2 separate regions of the Homo sapiens genome follow, and region 2 is linked to region 1. The links are chromatin contacts, found by Hi-C or POLR2A ChIA-PET in ENCODE. All regions are on one chromosome and are shown on one strand. Each heading gives the region's core, a stretch centred on a gene start or an enhancer-like site at or near the end of the contact. The rest is flanking DNA. Distances are from core to core; before and after follow the strand shown.

What was found. A loop is a pair of places that touch in the nucleus more often than their neighbours do. ChIA-PET counts read pairs that join two places held with the same protein, here RNA polymerase II (POLR2A). Pooled maps may share reads with other maps.
Region 2: a loop to region 1 is called in a map of breast epithelium, with 5 times the contacts of the local background. The contact joins two enhancer-like sites. A Hi-C loop is called at or near these places in 7 of 168 maps with a recorded cell type or tissue (PC-3, breast epithelium, cardiac septum and 3 more) and 10 of 50 pooled maps. POLR2A ChIA-PET finds 5 or more read pairs at or near these places in 1 of 52 experiments (activated T-cell).

What each region holds. Positions count from the first base shown.
Region 1 is chr17:61,003,217-61,011,159 of GRCh38, reverse strand. The region is part of intron 15 of BCAS3 (BCAS3 microtubule associated cell migration factor); the gene reads right to left. Among named protein-coding and RNA genes, the nearest start is that of BCAS3-AS1, 130 kb to the left of the region's middle. Within about 2 kb of position 3,024, at least 2 of the 41 ENCODE cell types and tissues checked have a DNase peak (open chromatin) inside an H3K27ac peak, as active enhancers do.
Region 2 is chr17:61,247,929-61,255,871 of GRCh38, reverse strand. All of the region lies in intron 22 of BCAS3 (BCAS3 microtubule associated cell migration factor), which reads right to left. Among named protein-coding and RNA genes, the nearest start is that of BCAS3-AS1, 120 kb to the right of the region's middle. Within about 2 kb of position 3,516, at least 24 of the 41 ENCODE cell types and tissues checked have a DNase peak (open chromatin) inside an H3K27ac peak, as active enhancers do.

The DNA of each region.
Region 1 (7,943 bases), core at 1,775-4,274:
CTATTTTTTCCTTTATTGCATGAGTACAATGAAAAAGAACAGAGGTTATTTAAGTGCAGTTTTGGTAGTGGACTGCATGAAGTCTTGAGATACATAAAATATTTCACACACTATTATACTTTCAAATTCCAGCTAAGAGGAGACCTGTAAGTGACAAATGCCATGAGAATGAATATTCTCACAGTATTTCTGGCACAAGCAGACAGAGGAAGTCCCAAAAATCTCATGAGAAAATAAGCTCATCTAAGACTCTCATCCCAGTTTTTTGGGCTTACTCTATATAGATAAACTTGCATAAGCCTCAGGCTTTTGGGTCTTTATCCAAATCCACTAGAGCTTTGATCCTTTAGAGGTTTACCAGTCCCCACGATAGATGGAGTTCTCTTGGGGGAAAGAAATCCCGAGTTCCAATAAAATGGTTTCTCAATAAGTTAAAGCAGGAATTCTATTTGGGGATACAAAATTATTTAAAAATCAGAATTTTTAAAACATCCCTTGATGTTTAAAGCTATGATGTCTTGTTTTTGTTCTGCTTTCAGTTTTTTGTTTACTGCTATTATTGTTTTTAATATTACAATACAAAGCCATTACACCAGAACCATTCACTTTCGGGTTCAACCACTGACTTTCTATGTTTATCTTCTAAAAGTTTGCAATTTAAAAAAAAAAAGGAATTATGAAAACAACTTCTTGTGCTCTTTTTTTCCTGTTACCTTTTGGATAAAGGATATCTACAGGTACGTGTACTTTGGGGGACACAAACTCTCAATCTCCATACTAACACATAGTTCCACTGTCTGCATATATGAGAATGACATGGTGTGATCTGTTTACTAAAAGTTTTGCTAACTTCAAAATACCATCTTACTTATGCTTTGTCCTAAATTATGTTTTCCCAGACATTCTATACTATAAAAACACAGAAGAAAAATGGATTAAGTTGAGGATAAAAGTGAACAGAGAAAATAACAATGGGCTTTGTTGCCACGCTGGAGGAATAGCTTGTCAGGTCAGCTTTGCAGAGAGGCATATTCCCAAACCAGTCATCATTAACAGACTCACTTCCACAGGAAAAAAAAAAAAAAAAAAAAGACAGAGTCTGAAAACTCCGGACAAAAGAAATCCCTGCAGACAAAGTAAAAACAAATTAAAAGACCCATTATAAAACACAGATGCTACAAGGAAAATAAACTTTCTAAGATTTACTGGGCTTTGACAAACTTGGACATTTGTGGAAAAGACATCAGCAGCAACTCCCAGGTAATGTGGCTGCAAAGTTAGACTCCCTTCTGTTTTATCTTTACCCTCTGTGCAGAAGCTGCCAGGTTGGTATTCTTAGCTTCTGAATGCAGTGATGTGAGAACATGTGAATGTGGCAAACTGCCAACTGCAAGAACTCTCTGAAGCTAGCAAAACTGAAATTGTTGAACATTTCAGATTATGTTAAATATTAAAGTTACTATCAGTGTATCTGTGTGTACATATGTATAGTTGTCTTTCTTCCGAGATACAAACAAGAAGAGGGAAAATAAAAAATGAATGTATTTGCATCCTTTCTACCTTTAAAAAATTTCCATATCTTACCATATTGTGAACCAAAGGACATAAAATCAGTTAAAATAACATTAAGGAATCAAATGACAATAGTTGTAGATCAGAAAGTACCTTAAAGGAGTGTCATACCAGAGAGAGAGAGAAATTTTTGTTACAGGTTTCTAAAAGTTATTGTTAATGGAGGACAAAGAAAGATTCTTTAGGAACAGAAGGTATGAGAAACTAAGACCTACAATGGAATAAAGTGGGTCAAGTGAAACATTTGGAGGATAAAAAGAGCACTGTCCTTCTGTTGTCATTAGACATATGAGGTAAGTATAGTATTAGAGTATTAGAGATAAGTATAGAAACGGCAAAGCTTCATTTGCAAAAAGAGCTAAAGGACACTAAGCAATGGTGCCCTGTGAAAGAGCAGTGTTATTAGGAGGTCCACATATCATCCCACTTATTCTTACCACAGACACAGACCTTATCCACTTTAGGCACTCCACTTTTCTGAAGGTTTACAATAGACACCTTCCTATAACTCAGTACTCTAGACTCCTACGACTGTATTAAATTCTGTTCTCATCACCTCTCCATACACTTATCTACAACACCCACTATTGTTCTAGGATATAAGCTCCTCACCTAGTGTCTTTGGTCTCCTATTTGGAACTCTTGCATTTTGAAATCGGATTACTGAGCCACACTGAAGCCCGAGGTCAATGTGACTCTCTGGCACTCCTCAGAAGACAATTCTACGGAAACAGCCCCAGTCCCAAATATCTCCTTTATTTTTGCCCTCTTTGCAACACTTTACCTATTCTAAGACATCATGTAGATGTTCTATTCCCTATATCATATCTTTCAAAAATAAAAACTAGATGATGAGTTCTACGGGGCCTTTTTTTTTATTTTTTTATTTTTTATTTTTTGGTAAACTTTTGTCTTCTACAGAAGAGCAAAGCTTTTGGACTGTTTTTAATATCTTGCTGTGGAATTGACAGGGATAAAAATCTAAAATATACCAAGGAGTTTAACTAAGTTAATTCTGTAGTTGAAAAGCTCTGACTTCTTGACTCTGTCAAAGAATACAATGGTAGCTTGTTTTGAAATAGTCACTGGAAATGTGGGCTCTGAAAAGTTAAAAACACTGCTTAGTTCTTGCTTGCCATCCAATTTAACATTAAAGTTTTTTCAACCAAACTCTCAATAGTTATTTAACAAAAAATACCCTGTGTAGAAGGGAATTTCCTGCAGGTGGGTTATTTTTGGTTGGGATGGGAGTGTGTGTCTCTCTCTCCATCTCTCTCTTCTCCCCTTTCCTAGATGAGAATGTCAAGCTTCCCAGCTGCAGTTCCAGGACTTTCACCCTCCTTTATGACCTTTTCTCAGGCATGTTCCAGTATAATCTGCAATCTACTCAAGTCGGAAAAGGAAACAGCAGCACCCTGGTGAGAAACAGTGCCTTCTGACCCACATACCAAACTGGGCGGAAGCAATGCTTGTTCACAGGAGCCAAGGAGAGTAGAACACACACTAAAAGAAAATGAATTTTATGTGTGTGTGTGTGTGTGTGTGTCGACACACAGACACACATTTTTAAAGACTATAAACACAACAAACAGTTTGGGTGACAAATAAAGACAGAAAATACTGAAGGACAATCCTGTGTGGGCACTGATTCATTTTGCCTATAACTTTTTTTTGGAGGCAATCGATGGTGAAGTAAAAACACTGCAATTTTTGATGCATTTCAAGCAAAAACACTTGTTGCTTTCTTTGAGTAAAAAGTTCACGTCACCATAGACATTACTGTAGGTACTTTGAGAAAGGGTGAGAAGGTAGGAAGATTAGAGAAATCTCCCACAAAATGGACTTGAAAACAAGAATCCAATCTTTCTTTTTTTTTTTTAAACAGGATGGGGATTGAGATTATTAATGATAGTGTCATCACTTCTCCCCACTACATACAAAGTAGCCTGCATGGAGCTTTGCCTAGGGCTTATTAAATGTCACTAGAATTAAAAGTGTACTTTCAGGAGAATTGAAACTGTATATATTTATGTACGAATACTCCAATAAATAATTTGCTAGGTAGTTTTCCTTTTCTATTGTGAATCCATTATCATCTGTTAATTATTATCTGAATGTGTTGGCTACTACAACATACAAATTTAAGTATTTTTCTTTTCTTAAAGCTAAAATAAACCCAATAAATTTAGAAATTTGATGCCTAAAAATTAAAAGTCATAAAGAAATAATTCCTGTTGCTAAAATTCTAAGTACAGCAAGTATAGTTGACACAACTCCAAAAGGTAACAAGGTGGGCCTAGAACAAGGAATATTGAAAACTTAGGAGGCAAAAATTCCCTAGAAAAGGAGATGAAATCAACAGTTAGAAACAATGTTTATAAAATGCAAGAACACAAAGGGAAAAATAATAGAACTAGCTGTGAGGAATTCTACTGAAATATAAAAAATCTGTCTGAAAAGTTTCATGCAATTAAGTTTCAATCACAGAGTCAACCCAAACTTGTAAGTTAAATGAACAAAATCTCCTCCCTCAAAGTGGTAAGTTCATTACTTATTATTCTTAGAGCACTCCAAGATTTTGGAATGAAGAAAGTTTATTAAGAGTTGGTGCTCTTAAAATTTAAGAAGGTTTAGCAATTTTTAATTCATTTTACGTATTAGGATTGTAGTTTGACACTCCTTCAACAATGAAAAATCAAATATAACAGTAAAAAGACTATATTTAACACAAGAGGGAAGAAAGTAAATTCTTCATACGTATAAATAAAAATTTTTTAAAAAGATCTTTGACCTTAAGCCTCAACCTATTTCTAAATGTATCATATTAAAGCACCCTCAAAATTTCCCACTCCTCTGAATCAAGTTCAAATATAGTACTGACACTAAGTGCTCAAAAGTGGAGTTTTAGCCTAATGAAAAATCCCTGAATTAAGGCTCCATAATCTAACATCCCTTAGAACAAGTCTGAGGTGAAATGTGCTCCCCAAAGTATAAGTCCTCATTAAATTATTTCTTGAAAATACCCTATACTCAACTCTCCCATCTTTACCTCACAATGAATTTTGTATATCAACAGAGTAAATAGAAATGCTTTACTGTAGATGGAAAAAATATAGAATCCTATCTTCTTGTTTCAACAAATGTGACTTTATTACTTAAACTGCTAAACATACAAGATGTAGAAGTATCAGAAGTTGGTTCTGAGATAAACACTTTGTAGGAAGATGAAATATAGAATTAACTGCAAGATTTAAAGTGTATTTTCTTAGATCTGGAGAACTCAAAACTATTTAATTTTACATTTGCAGAACTTATCTTTATGTACTTTGTATACCTATACATTAAAGAATGTATACTTAAGGAACAATTTAATATAAAATCGAAGCATTTTCTCTTGAATAAAAAGTATAGCCACAACACATATACACCATGGAATACTATGCAGCCATGAAAAATGATGAGTTCATGTCCTTTGTAGGGACATGGATGAAATTGGAAATCATCATTCTCAGTAAACTATCGCAAGAACAAAAAACCAAACACCGCATATTCTCACTCATAGGTGGGAATTGAACAATGAGATCACATGGACACAGGAAAGGGAACATCACACTCTGGGGACTGTGGTGGAGTGGGGGGAAGGGGGAGGGATAGCACTGGGAGATATACCTAATGCTAGATGACAAGTTAGTGGGTGCAGCCCACCAGCATGGCACATGTATACATATGTAACTAACCTGCACAATGTGCACATGTACCCTAAAACTTAAAGTATAATAATAAAAGAAAAAAAAAAGAAAAAAAAGAAATTTTTTCCTAAAAAAAAAAAAAGTATAGCCACAAAATGTAAGTAACTTTCCTAAAAATCAAAATGATGTAAACTGAAAGAGCAAAGACTCTCTTCTCCTCACAGTCCCCTATTCTCCCGCCCCAACCCACGGACGCCTTCCTTCTTTTTACCCATGACTGTTAAGGATATTTTCTGGCTCTATTTCAGCATCATGACGCAGGTCATGAGAAGTGTCAAAGATGCATTTCCTTCAGATGGGAAAGAGCAACAGATTGTAACAACCATACAAAGATGGGAGTACAGTACGAAAGGGCCAAATCAGCATTTTTGACAACAGGGCAGATAAAACCTTTTCTATTCACATATACTTTATTTCCAGTTTTAAAACATTTAAATATCTATCAAAATATGCTTACATATTTTCCTCAAGATGAAAACAGGAAACCAATACTCCATTTAGCTGCCTAAATTATCAACAATTTGTGGAACAGTTTACCAAAAAAAAAGAAAAAGAAAAAAATCAAACTAAGCACACCACACGAATACTAATAGTTCAAGCCCTTCTCTTCTAAATTTACTTTTCCAAAAGTATGCCTATGACTTTACCTACGTACGTAAAACCTACTTTTACAAAAGATCCTTGACAGTAAGAACCACAAAGAGGAGTGATACCACGACCATCCCCAGTTGAGAAATAATGACTCTTCTTTCCCTGTAATTCCCTGTCAAGCCGAAACACTTTCCTAATCAGCTGGAGCACTGCCGGAAAACTATATTCATTTATGAGTACTGTCATGGTATTTTTTCCCTCATCTATGGTTTTATCAAATATAGACACATTTCAATCTGCTCCAAAACTAGACCAGAGTGAAATATTATTGAACATTAATTAAGCATTCCTTACTAGAGATGGCTCTTAACACAGAAAATGGAATGCTCTATTTCTTCTGAAGCCAACAACAACAGTGCCCATGTTAATTCCACCTTGGTCCATTCTGAAATAGTAATTTCCCTCTTGTGCCTCATTCTAGCTTCAATATTCTCACCTGCAAAAACACATCATCCAATGTTAATAACTCTTTCAATGAACCTTAAATCCTTTTCCTTTTCTCATCCTCCTCCAAATTCAAAATATCATTTACCTCATCATGGTAAGAACCATCAAAATTTCTACTTCTGTGCATAATCCTGGTATAGCCCTGATCCCTGTCTTGTTGTCCTTTTGTAGTTTACAACTATCAACTAGCAGATTTCTAGTTCCTGCTCAGATTTCAACCTCAAGACTATTCATGTCTGTTATTCTCAAGTCTGATAATTTCTAAATCTGTTCATATGGGTCAATCATTCAAACTCTGGCTACTACAAATCCTAAGAAGCCTACTCACTCTCTTCTCCCTCTCCAATTTTTCTCCAAATTAAAAAAAAAAAACATTTCAGATCTTCCTTTTGATAAGTACATAAGGAAATGAACATTCACTTCTTTTCCCAAAATTTGTTGTTCTACCCATTTGCACTTCTTTATCTGAATAAGTAGTTTTTACATTCATTCACTTCAGCAACTAAAAATTCCATCTCCAGATTTCCATAGAAATATTTTTATTTCAGTGGAACCAGACCAGAATTTCTTACTTAACTGTCCTCCTAACTAGGGAAGTAAGACAATAATCAAATGCAAACAGGTTCTCCAAATCCTCTTTTTGTTATTCTAATCACTAGACAAAAATAATGTTAACTCCTTCAACTCCTTGAAAACTAACTTCTAAGTTTATTGCCAGAAACTCTTTATTACCCCAACCCCACCCTGAACAGAGGATAGAAGAATTTCTTTGTGGGAAAACTGACCAGCGTACATGAAAAGACCTACGGATAGTGACTATTTGAGGTATGATAATAAAATGGCATTCCTACCTGATAGACCACTGATACCTATAAGGCGGTATGCCCTTCCCACATTCAAAAAGCTTCCAATCAGTTCCTTAGTATTGATTTGTTGATTAGCTGAATAAAAATGAATAAAATAAAAATGAATTATTAAATAATAGAATGTAAAAATAAAAATAATCAGCCAATGATCCATCAAGGATTCCCCATCACTGAGGTCAGTGTTTTGGTTCAATCAGTCTGATGGAGTCTAGGCCTCAGTATTTTTCAAATCTATCTAGCTTAAGTATAATGGACAGTCAAGGGTTGAAAATCACTGCTCCAGATGGGCTTGGTGGCTCACACCTGTAATCCCCAGCATTTTGGGAGGCTGAGGCAGGCAGATTGCTTGAGACCAGGAGATCGAGACCAGATTGTGCAAAATGGCAAAACCTTGTCTCGATTTAAAAAGGCAAAGAAAGGGAGACAAGAAAGGAAAGAAAAAAAAGGAAAGAAAAAGAAGGGAAGGGAAGGGGAGGGGAGGGGAGGGGAGGGGAGGGGAGGGCATAATAAAAGGAGCACAAAAAAGCTTCAAAATTTATAACGATCTCTTAAAGAGAGAAAAATATTACACATAAAATAAGAAAAGGGTGTGATAATAAAAAAAATTCAAAGAAAATCATATTAAAAAGATTGCAGAAATAAAAATGCAACAAGAAGA
Region 2 (7,943 bases), core at 2,267-4,766, 240 kb before region 1:
CAGCCACTTCTTCAATTAGGTGTCACTCACTGAACATCTAAACAAACTGCCAGGACTTTACCACAAATAACTTAGGGAAAAGAAAGCTGTGATAAGGTTCTCCACAAGAGCAGCTACATCCGGAACCCTTTAGCACTAAAACCCTGCACAGTGTGGTCAAATGAAGAAATAGTCTAGGCTTCCAAAAGAATAAGAATTCTGATGGAGAAGTGTCACTCAATACAGACACGGCACTTAAGCCAACTACCCAGACAAAAGTACAAAGCCAAGTCTACTCTGATTTCAGCACTAACATTGATTCCACAGGGTGCAAAGATGTGCCCACTGTGTTTCTGGAGAAGGATGGATAGACTTAGGGGTATTGATGCGCTACAAAAGCCTCTGTCCCCTTGGTAGTCATACCAGTTTCCTGAGATACTCTCAAGACATCATCAAATTAAGAAGAAATGTAGGAAAGTGTGATGTGGAAACTAAAGAAGGTATATTCTGGAGATCTGGAGGCTGTAAGGGAAAGAAACTTGGGCACATTCATTTAATCTCTCTTCTTACCTTGTCGGGTGACCTGGAGATGAGGAGTTATGCTTGAGATCTTTTCTTTGGCAACTGGGAATGAGATTAGCTGGGAGAAATACTTTTGACAAGCACCAGAGAAGAGAAAACTTAACTCTCGGATAGAGATGTGGATGGAGAATTGGTTCCAATCTCTGGTAGTTCCAAAAAGAGCAACATGTGAAACTTCAATAAGTCATTGTGCTCTCCCTGTGACAATTACAGCTCTTTGAAAATCTGCCTTAGTGCCTTCAGAACAAATTGAGATTAATGAAACCAAAGTCCCAAAGAGGAAAATACCAGGAAAAAGAAAGTAGGATGACACAACAGGGCTGTTTCAATGTAACCAGGCAATGTCAGAATTTTAAAAATTTAAAAGGAAAAAGCTAAAATGTTCTCACTGAATTTCTAGTTGGTTTTTCCAGGTAATGGTTTTGTTGTTATTGTATTGTTCTTGGTCAGGATGAACGACTTTTCCAGCAATCATATACTATACTCACTGGGTATTTAAAGCAGTATAAATTTTCTAATCCTTTTTTTTTTTTCTGAGACGGAGTCTCACTCTGTCACCAGGCTGGAGTGCAGTGGCGCAATCTCGGCTCACTGCAACCTCCACCTCCCAGGTTCAAGTGATTCTCTTACCTCAGCCTCCTGAGTAGCTGGGACTACAGGCGCCCACCACCACGCCCAGCTAATTTTTGTATTTTTAGTAGAGAAGGGGTTTCACCATGTTGGCCAGGCTGGTCTCCATCTCTTGACCCTGTGATCCGCCCGCCACGGCCTCCCAAAGTGCCAGGATTACAGGCGTGAGCCACCGCGCCCCGCCATAAATTTTCTAATCTTAAAGTTGATCAAACATTTTAGCAAAACAGGAAAACTGACTTGACACTAGGGCAAAGGAGAGATAAGAACTCAAAGGAAAAAACAATTGAGGCATCAACTAAGAAAGTAATTTTACCTTCTAAATCAGTGAGCCTTGTATTAAGCAAAGAAATGTGCATGTCAGAGTTGTTTAAGCATTCTGAAAGCAAGCCCTCTTTACGGCAGAAGTGTTCTGTGAGGCCTGAAGGGACACTGCTGTGGGTGAGGCAGGAGCAGCCCAGCAGGGTTAAATCTCCTGAAGGTTTTAAATAAAAAACAAACATCCACTTAACTTTTATAGGGGATTGCTCTCTAATAATACCTAAGGAAGGAGGCCGGCTCTCTTGAGTTTTTTCCTCGGGCTTGTCTCCATGCTGACTGAGGAACCAGGTCAAAATGAGGGTTTTAAGTAGGGTCCCAGTGGGCCTGATGTAGAAGAAAGGCTAAAGGAATTTTAGATCTTATGAGTATTATCCTAAGGCTCTTTCTTCTCCAGTTTTCCTTTTATATGTAAATTAGACAAGAGAGCTCTACTCAATTACCAAGTAAGGCTAGCAAGACATAAGGCAAGTCACTTTTTCTTTCTGCGCTTCAGTTTTCCCCCATGTAAACCGTGGAGGCCGAACTGTAATGTATACTTAATCATCTCTAAAGTCTCTTTCAACTAAAACTATACAACAAAAATGGAAAGGCAAAACAAAGCAAAAACAACAATAACATTAAAATCCACCTCTGCACCTCTGTTCCACAGCTGGAATCTGAGCACAGGACTTTATGAAGCACTGGCCCAGAGGCATCCGAGATTCATCTTCCCCTCTACTCAGCTGCCCCTCCTCCAATCCTGGGTCTGACCTTCTACTACCATAGAGCTCATACGCCATGCCTAGGCCGTAGGCCAAGTTCCTGGGACTGCTGATGTAGCAACTGTAGAAATAGTAGTAGCAATAAGACAGATGATAGTATAATGCTAATAATACTATTATTAATGGGAATAGATAACATTATTGAGCCCTTATTCCATACCAGGCACTGTAAATGTTACACATGTTTATTCTATCAATCCTTGTAACTCTGTGAAGCAGACATTGATTATATATATATATATTCTCTCCAACTCCTGACCTCAGGTGATCCGCCTGCCTCGGCCTCCCAAAGTGTTGGGATTACAGGCGTGAGCCACCGGGCCCAGCCCAGGCATTGATATTATCTCCATTTTGTAGACAAGGAAACTGAGACTGAGACATAGAACAGTTAGGCAAGTAGTAGGAACAAATGGTATAGCAACGGGCCGGGCTCAGTGGCTCATGCCTGTAATCCCAGGCCTTTGGGAGGCCGAGGCAAGTGGATCACCTGAGGTCAGGAGTTCGAGACCAGCCTGGTCAACATGGTGGAACCCCATCCCTACTACAAAATACAAAATTAGGCATGGTAGCACATGCCTGTGATCCCAGCTACTTAGGAGGCTGAGGCAGGAGAATAGCTGGAACCCAGGAGGTGGAGGTTGCAGTGAGCTGAGATCACACCACTGCACTCCAGCCTGGGCAACAGAGTAAGACTCCATCTCAAAAAAAAAAAAAAAATGTATAGGAACAGATTACTGGACAGCTTTCTAGAGTCAAAATCCAAGGAAGAAAGGGCAGCTTAGCCCAGTGAGGTAGAAGCCAGTGTGTTTAGCAGACTAAGAGCTGACAGATATGGATTCCACAATTGGTTCTATCACTATGGTTGTAAGCAGGTCAATGTCCTTGTCTATAAGCAGAGGGCAGAGGATGAGATAACCTTTAAGGCCCTTTTCACCTCTGCCACTCTACATGAGGAACCATGTTCCATAAGGACTCAAGGACTCAGCAACTGTTTAATTCCCAGGCTTTTTTTTTTTTTAAGTCCTTCACTTCTATTTTAAAAACTTGCATGTTCCCGTGGCCCTGGAATGCCTGCCTCCGGCCCCTCTGGAGCCCTGGGTTATGTGAAAGCAGCCGTGCCAAGCTGGCCCATGGGCGGGGCTGAGTCTTCCTGGCTGGCTTGTGACATGTTCTTGACGTACTGTGTGGTCAAGAAGCTGGAACTGGGGGGGCTGAACAAGGGCCAAGCCTTGCACTTCAGCTTCCTGACCTGGCAGCCATTCAGAGAGACCCTGCTAAGTGCTATTTCCTAAATACACTCTCTTTTCATAACAATCTTACCACATTGCTTTCCTTTACAAGCGCTCTTAAAAAAGAGAACTGGACTCCTTCTGGTTAATCTACACAGACTACATTTGGAAACCATCAGAAACTGAACTCTAAACAAAACGTTATTAATGTGTTGTAATCTGCCCTCTATGTTGCAGATGAAAAGAAAATGTTTTATAGTTTTGGAGCATACGTTTTAATTGCCTTTTAAGAGTGCATATACTTTTAGTACTTCGTGTTATAAAACTGTAGTATCTGTTTCTTGATAACTGTTGAGTGATCTCAGCTATTTTTATTAGTTTTTTTCTTTATCCTTTTCTCTCTTTTTCTTCTAAACTGCCACCCGTGTAAAGTTCCTTGAGATCAAGCTTGATAGAAGGCTCACATATTTGGGATCTTCATTATAAAGAGCTTCTTTACAACCTCCACCTCACTATAAAACACTTGTTCCTGAAAATGAGTTCTATAAACAAAGATGGAGTGGGTAGCTTTGTCTAATAATCCAGTATAGCTGGGAACCTAGCAGTCTAGCCTTTTCCCAGTTGCTATTGCTTTTTTATGGGGGCCAGATTATCTGCAGAGATCTGATGTTCTTGCTACTTTTCTCAACTGTACAGCCTTGTCCCAAGAGACCAACATATCAGTCATCAACCCAGAGGTCTCAAGGGCAGCATCTTGGATGGACCAGGATCCAGTCTTTCTTTTCTTTTTTTTTTTTTTGAGGTGGAGTTTCGCTCTTGTTGCCCAGGCTGGAGTGGAATGGCGCAATCTCGGCTCACTGCAACCTCTGCATCCCGCGTTCAAGTGATTCTCCTGCCTCAGCCTCCCTAGTAGTTGGGATTATAGGCGCCCGCCACCAGGCCCGGCTAATTTTTTGTATTTTTAGTAGAGACGGGGTTTCGCCATATTGGCCAGGATGGTCTCAAACTCTGACCTCAGGTGATCCGCCCGCCTCAGCCTCCCAGAGTGCTGGGATTACAGGCATGAGCCACCACACCCAGCCCAGTCTTTTTTTCAGCAAGGAATCCCAAATTCATTAGAATCAGGCCTTGAGTTAACAGACTCTCCACCAGCTTATCATCAGCCTGACAAATACTGTCTGGGACACCAGGCTGAGGCCTCCAATGTCTCACCTTCCAGCTGGGCAAGCACTGCCCAATTCTTGCACCAGTGATGTAAGACTGGCTCACAGGAAATGAAATGACCTTTCTGAATGAAGGGTTTCCTGGGGGCAGGGCTGGAGGGATGAGGGTGTTTCACCATCTGAATTCTTGGGGAGGAGGAAGTAGTAGAATTAGACACTGGTCTCCCAAGGGGTCCATAGTCTTAAGACCTCCCGCTCATGTGAAGTACCACAAAGGCACCCACAAGTCATAAAACCTTTCTGAGATTGTCTAATGTAGGATAATGTTCAAAAACCAGACTGATAGAGTCCTTGGGCCAGAAGGGCCCCATAAAGATTACCTGGTTGATCACTCGTTTTCAGGTGAGGAAGCTGAAGCCAAGGTGGGCAGTAACTCGCCCAAGGTCTCAGTCTACAAGTATCCAGAGCTCAGCTTAAAAAAGCCTGGTTTCTAGGTCACATACTCACAGCATGTACATGGGTTAGTAAAGGAGAGATCACTGAAAAGAATGCCTTTTAGCTGTCCGAAAACGGGAGACTGTGCCCCTTAATTTCAGTTTCTTTTTAGAGATAATCATCTTCCTTATCTCAAACATTAACTCAAATGTTTCTTATGATGTCTCCAGTGCTTCCCTAATGCCTTCATGACTCACTGGATATTACGGCTTGATACAGCACAGAGCAGTGCTCAGTTACAACCTTGGTTTCTAAAGCAACTCTTTAAAATGAAAAACAAGCCTTCTCTGGGTCCTCTTTCCATCTCGTACAATATATTGAAAATCCTTTCAATGGCTTAGCAGGTCCTATTTTCACAACATGTCAGAACTCACAAGTGTATGAAGAAGCCGTTGTTTATAAATCTTCTCATGTTTAAAATTACCAGGATTGGTAATTAGGTTTTCTTCCCTATCCTCCCTTTGGTAACCTTTTACTTCATATTTAGCACATTGCTGAGGGGGATAAACGATCTAGGAACACTGAGGTCTTATGTTTGTCAAATCATATGCAGACAATTATGAAGGCAAAGCTCTCTACTGGGCCCAGGGTATGAACTTTCCTTAAACTTCCACCAGACAAACCCAGGGCAAGGGGCCTGGTGTCTTCGACCTTCCTTATAGAAAAGCAGGGCCATTTCGTAACCTTCTCTAGTTTTACAATGGCTGCTCTTATTTGGTATCTTGTTTTCTGATCCTCTTTAAGCCTGCCTCATTCAATTTCTGATTTGTAAACTCTGGGGCAGGTGATATTTTAGTACCCTAAGAAATCATCTCAAAAGGGAGCTTTAAAAGCTTTAAATGTGATTGGGTCATCACATTTTTTTTGTATTCCATGGGTCTATCAGGTAGATAACAGAAAGTTTTTTCCCTTTTGACAGATAACAGATTAAGGTGTAGTAATTATCAAAATAATGGGCAGAGAGCAGCTACTTAAACATCCTTGGAAATAACTCCTGTGACCATGATTTCACAAGTATTTCTAAATAATTCTGAGCTTCCTAAAACAACACGAGAAAAAGAATTTTCCCTTAGATCAGTTAAGGGAAAACTCTTCCATTCTGTAGCTTTTGTATTGGCGTTCCTAAAACAAACTATTTCTTCAGCCAGAGACACAATTCTATGTTGGGACACTAGAGTCCATCTCTGCTGTTGAGATCTCTCTCCTTCAGATTTTAGCAATATAGTTTTGGGTGTGTTTCATGACCTTTTGTGCTAGCAAATAAGCCTTTGGAGGATTAAAATTAACTTTTCTCATCCTAGTTTAAGGAGTGCTCTGCTCTGGGAACATCAAAAAAAGGCACAGGCCTGAACTGAGCCAAATACCCACTCTAGCAGTGCTGGTATTATTTTCAAGTTTCTATTTTATTTTATTTATTTATTTTTGAGATGGAGTTTCACTCTTGTTGCCCAGGCTGGAGTGCAGTGGTGTGATCTCGGCTCACTGCAGCCTCTGCCTCCTGGGTTCAAGTGATTCTCCTGCCTCAGCCTCCCGAGTAGCTGGGATTACAGGCACCCGCCACCATTCCCGGCTAATTTTTTGTATTTTTAGTAGAGATGGGGTTTCACCATGTTGGCCAGGCTGGTCTCAAACTCCTCACCTCAGGGGATCTACCTGCCTCGGCCTCCCAAAGTTCTGGGATTACAGGCGTGAGCCACCAAGCCCAGCCAAGTTTCTTATTTTAAAAACAAATTTTTGCAGGAATAGTAGAATACACAGGAAAAGAATATATATTCATCTAAACAACGTCTTATCTTTAAGAGCAAAGAAGAAGGAAGTTTTATAAGTATTTGACAGTATACTACTTCTTTAAGATACTCCAAGTGGTTTGAAGTGTAAAAGGTGAATATACTGCTTCAAACCTCTTGACCTACAGGTCTAAAATAGTCGCTCATCTTGTCCTATGTGTCCTAGTACAGACTAAATAGAATATTCAAAGAAGTCCTGGTATCATTTGTGTTAGGGGCCTTAAAAATCAGGCTATCAGGGTTGGTCATCTGCCACAAAGCTGGCTAAATTCCCACCATGATACACTTCTGAAATAACCATTCAGGACTGAGGTCACTGCTACTTCCTCCCTGCTGAGGAAGCACAAACCAGACAAATTCTCACCAGATGGACTTTGCACTCTAATCTTGTATATTACCCCTCCTCCCAAGGCCCAAGGCTCTCTGGGAATTCATGCCAGGCTGGGACTTAGACCTTCAACTGCCAGTATCTTTACGAGTTGTTTTCTTTGAAAGACCTGAGAAATGGGTTGCAATAATCATAGGAATGGTCCTTTAGATTTTCTTTTTGGAATTTTTTAAAGTAGTATCAGCCACAATTCACAAATATATTCCTTTACCCAAGACAGAAAACATAGAGACAAATTATGTTAAACCATCCAATCCAACTCAGAAGAAAAAATCAGGCCTTTATGTGCTCCAGTCTTCAGAAGGACTCAAATAGGGTACCACCTACAAAAGAGATAGGATCAGAAGAAGTTCCCTTGGTGGCTTTGTTGGGGAAAGGATCCAAGAAGTGCTCAGAAAAGCAGAAAGCTCTCCAAAAGAAGCTAATTCAAAAGAGATTTCCAAGTCAACATCCAAACCAAAGAGATGTGGAAAAATTCAGAAAAGCATCCTAACAAAACATCCCAACAAAGTACCCCAACTCCTTTTTGTAAACCCACAACTGGTAGGAACAAAGTTCCAATGTGACAGCCTTTCAATGCCGCAAGTTGTAACCACAAGTGCGGCTGC